Regions from separate parts of the Homo sapiens genome. Here region 1 is linked to region 2. The links are chromatin loops, found by intact Hi-C in ENCODE. Cell type or tissue: B cell. All regions are shown on one strand.

Region 1 (2,500 bases), 150 kb before region 2:
TTTCATTTAAAACTAAGTCCATATGATTTTATAAACTGTTCTACAATTTAAGAAAGATGTGTATGCAGTTACAACTCTTGTTTGTCCAAGTTATTCCTCAACCCCCCAGATGCCTTGTTAGCAAGAAATTCACTATTTCCTTCTCGAGGCGTTCTATCCTGAATTTTTTGGAAACCCTGTGGATTTACACATTTAAAAGGGGAATCAGAGTGGTTTCCATACCAAAGACAAGAGACAGCTGGTTCACTATGTGCTGCTGTCCCCCCTGCCATCCACAGTATCATCAGTAGGATTGTTCCTACATGGCTGACAGGCAGTGCTGGTTTTCTCACTCATCACAATGGGCTTCCCAACAGGCATGGTTCTTTGAGGGATATTAATTTCTCCCAGGTAAATTAAGACTCTCTCACACTTGTTCTCTCCAGGTTTCAACTATGCCCCCCTTTAATTCCCATTCACAATTCTGTATGAACCACCAGCTTTCCTCAGGAACACTGAGTCAGAATTTGTTCTGTTGTGTAAGCACTTCAGACCCCAAGTTTCCATCACTCTTTTCTCCATGGGGATAAGTGTCTACTACACAAGAGCTGCTCCTTTCAAACACTCAGAAGACAATCTGATCATAACATTATGTGTACATGTATCAAAACATTACACTGTATCCACTAAATATGTACAAGAAAAAAGTTGAAAGATCTAATTACCCTTTTTCTTCCCCAAAACAATGGGACAAATCACTTGTAAGGCAAATATACACTTGCAACTTTAGGGTCTCCCCTATATACCTTTTCAAGTGTGTCTACCTACCTGTGAAAATTGCTTCTGGTGATTTGAAGGTGGTTTTCTCACTAGAAAAATGGAAAAATTAAAGAAAAAAAATTTGAAATTAGGACTGACAGTATACTTCCTCTAGCAGGGTATTCCATAGCAGCTGTTATCTTTTCAGTAATAAACAATGAAAATGTAAGCTTGAAAAGGAAGATTACTTGAAGTGTTCCATAAAATGTTACATTTAACTAGAGCGTTTATATATGTGTGTGTGTATATATATATATATATATATATATTTTTTTTTTTTTTTTTTTGACGGAGTCTCTCTCTGTCACCCAGGCTGGAGTGCAGTGGCACGATCTCCGCTCACTGCAAGCTCCGCCTCCCGGGTTCACTCCATTCTCCTGCCTCAGCCTCCCGAGTAGCTGGGACTACAGGTGCCCACCACCACACCTGGCTAATTTTTTGTATTTTTAGTAGAGACGGGGTTTCACTGTGTGAGCCAGGATGGTCTCAATAGAGTGTTAATTTTAAGGAAAACAATTTATGTTTGCTGTCTCCATTAAGTAACCTAGGAAAGTACCTATTTCATGTCTCAAAAGAGGAAGTCATAGTTTTCTTTCACTTTTAATGATGTGAATATCACATTTTTATCGTGGAGAAAGAAAAGCTCTCTTGAAAGAAGAGATTGTAAGATTTTTTATTTTTTTGCCCATTGTTTTTCTAAAATCATACATTAATATAAATGTTAAATAATTAATATTTTATTATAAATATAGGTGTTTTAACAAAAAGTTCAAAATGTAAATGGTTCTTTTGAGTTTTTTATTATTTAAAAACTAAATTTGCTTATTTTTTTAAAATTATTCCCTTTGTATTATATAGTTAATTATTTTTGCAACTAATAAAGAACTAAAAGAAACTGAATAATAAAGAAAAATATTTTTCATACTACAATACTGATGTCAGATTAAAATTCTGGCTCTTTTAGCAAGTATTTATTTTTATTTAAGAAAAAGCTTCTGATACTACTTAGCCATAAAAAGAAAGAAAATAATGGTATTTGCAGCAACCTGGATGGAGTTGGAGACCATTATTCTAAGTAAAGTAACTCAGGAATGGAAAACCAAACATCACATGTTCTCACATACCAGTGGGAGTTAAGCTATGAGGATGCAAAGGCATAATGATACAATGGACTTTTGGGACTGGAAGGGAAGGTTGGGAGGGGGTGAGGTATGAAAGACTACACACTGGGTACAGTGTACGCTGCTCCTGTGATGGGTGCACCAAAATCTCAGAAATCACCACTGAAGAACTTAATCATGTAACCAAACACCACCTGTTCCCCAAAAACTACTGAAATAAAAATTTTAAAAATGTTTTTAAAAAGTTTCTGGCTTACTACTTACTGGTCCTGGGTAGAAACTAAGTGACCAGACAACATTATCAGATATTTGACATGTATAACGACAAAACTGGGTATAATCAGCAACTTTTAATGAATTGGAAGAAGTATATATGTGACTGAGGTAAAAAAAAAAAAATACCCAAATACACAAGTATATGATATGTACATATAGTTTCCAATCCCAGAACGCATATTTTTTAAAAATCATACTCCTACTCTTCTTTCAGTCTGAAACTATGGCATTTAAGGGAGTTTTTCCATGAACGTATGACTCGGCACGAAAACTCCGAAGCCTGGTTTCCAGCTAGTTCTGCTTGA
Region 2 (2,500 bases):
CGCACATCTCTTACAGTAAAAGGAGCTGTAGACTGAGTCAAGATGAACCCCCACATGGGACACCTGTTGGAGGTGTTGAATTGGAGAGATCCTTAACACTTTGGCCTCAGTTTCTTTATCTGTAAAATAACTAGATTGAAAGAACTGAATAGTCTCTAATATCACTATGGCTTATTCTTTGTGTCTTACTGTGCTCCTGTTCCTTCCCATACATGTGTTCTTCCTCCACCTTTCTCTCTCTTCTCTGTCTTCACTGTCATCCTCCCTTAGCCTTTATCTCAGCTCCCAGAGCCTCCTCTTCAATTTCTCATACTTCCTATCCATTCAATCTAACCTCAGTCCCTCCTCCTGGACTCACTTTCCTAACCTGAAGCATTGCCTTGTCACATGACCCTTGGATTTCTGTGCGTAACACATAAAACAGCCAGGGATTCTGCTTCTGGAAAGACAGCACACTACATGACCTGCAAAGACATACTAACACAAAACACCCAGAAATGCAAGATTTTTAAAAATTATTTTTAAATGCATAGCTGCATTTACAATGAAATAAAGAAAGCTCTCTAGGGGGCAAAGAAATGGAAACCCAGAAAGGCAAACAGGATCCACACCTGGACATATTAAGCATTGTCTTGTATAGATCCCTAGGAGTTTGGCTACTGTTAGTCACTTGGATCAGGAAACAAGGCCTTAGGATTTAAAAAAAAAAAAATAGGTAATAAGACTTGCAACTGAGGCTTCTGCTATATCCTCACTTCAGTGATAGAATGGACAAATAGAGTAGAAAAAAAATCCATCCAATTATATGGATTGGATTGTTTTTTGGTTTTTCTCCTTCTGAGAATTGCTAATCACAGGTCTGAGTTTGAAGTTCAAAAGTATCTACTTGCATGAGCCTGAAATTCACAAACTAAGAAATTAATTTTAAAAGTAATTCCATGCTGTGCACAGTGGCTCACACCTATAATCCCAGCATTTTGAGAGGCCTAGGCGGGCGGATCACCTGAGTTCAGGAGTTTCAGACCAGCCTGGCCAACATGGCGAAACTTTGTCACTACTAAAAAGACAAAAATTAGCCAGGCGTGGTTGCGCACAACTGTAATCTCAGCTACTCAGGAGGCCTAGGCACGAGAATCTCTTGGGCCCAGGAGGCGGAGGTTGCTGTGAGCCAAGATCGCGCCTCTGCACTCCAGTCTGGGCGACAGAGCAAGTCTCTGTCTCAAAACAAAACAAAACAAAACAAAACAAATGTAATTCCAGGTGTGCCACCTGGTGGAATTTAAAGCAAAGTTATCTCAAGAGAACCACCCTCAATACAAGCTGCAAAGGATATTTCACAAAAAGCCTTTCCTAAGATGAGGTCACCATCCAAACTTAGCACAGGGAGAAAGATTCCATGATGAAGGAAAGTTGGCAGACAGAATAAATAGTTTCATTTCCCTAAGATATCACATATAGAGGAATTTATATTTTAAAACCTTAAAGTCAAAAGGTTTGAAAAGACATTATCAAAAAATATCAAACATATTTTAAAGCAAATTAAACTTCTAGAAATATAAACGCTAATTACTATAAAAACTCAATGAGTAGATTAAACAACAAAGACAGAAAGCAATTTAAAAAGACTTCTAAATTGGGAGAGCTGAAGAATTTCCTCTAATGCAATATAGAGATAAAGAAGTGTTGAATACGAAAGAAGTTAAGATATATGAAAATTAGTATGAAATCCAATATGAGCCCAATAGGAATTTCATTAAAAGACAAAACACACAATTGGAAGAGGAAATATTTAAAGAAAGCATGGCTGAAAATTTTCCAGAAATAATGAAAGACATGAATGTTTAGATTCAGAAAAGGCAAAAGCACCAAAGCAGAATTAATGAGTTTTTAAAATAATCTTTATTTTTCATAGTGAAGAAAAAAACTTAAAGATGTAGGTAACTCAGAATATAAGACAATAGAAAGCAAAGTTCCTTTTTATTATATTTCAGTTATTATATTTCAGTTATAAACAATCATCTACAAATATCAAATGTTATGCTAAACACTTAGATTACAAAGAGTAGACAGATAAAAGCTCAAACTCTACAGAAAGAAACCTGTAAATCAGTCATAGAGTGTGATAATTCTCTCATGAGAGAAAGTATAGGGAAATGAATGAACCTGATTAAATCTTTCTTCTCCATATTTTCACTGTTTGCAGGGCTTTGCTCACTCTGAGCACAAGACTTTTGTCTGCAATAATCAGGCAGGACCTAGACAGTGAGACCATATATTCGTGAGAATATCTCAAGTGATTTTTTAATTCAGGAATGTATGAAGGTATAAAAAAGGATTAAAACTGCCTGGACATAATGAGCACCACATATGACACCTCATTCAGGTATCAACTTCTCCTAACTCCTCAGTGAGAAGCTGATGAGAATTCTTGGGCAATCAGACAACATCTTTTTAGCCATGCTTAGTAGTTCTCACCAGTTCTAGCAATAACTAAAGGATA

The links. A loop is a pair of places that touch in the nucleus more often than their neighbours do. Peaks named below come from ENCODE experiments on the same cell type or tissue, not always from the same donor. Only the 100,000 strongest peaks of a DNase experiment are listed, where the experiment ranks them.
Region 1: it touches region 2 in a loop (1.9-fold over the local background); 1 of 110 quality-filtered maps calls a loop at or near these places.

The regions. Positions count from the first base shown.
Region 1 is chr1:158,393,658-158,396,157 of GRCh38, reverse strand. No RefSeq gene overlaps it. Among named protein-coding and RNA genes, the nearest start is that of OR10T2, 4.6 kb to the left of the region's middle. In B cell, no CTCF peak of the experiment used is centred here; DNase peaks (open chromatin) are centred at 757 and 1,337; H3K4me3 peaks cover 946 bases; H3K27ac peaks cover 547 bases.
Region 2 is chr1:158,245,621-158,248,120 of GRCh38, reverse strand. No RefSeq gene overlaps it. Among named protein-coding and RNA genes, the nearest start is that of CD1A, 7.6 kb to the left of the region's middle. In B cell, a CTCF peak has its summit at 1,235 (motif pointing left); a DNase peak (open chromatin) is centred at 1,250; H3K4me3 peaks cover 172 bases; H3K27ac peaks cover 155 bases.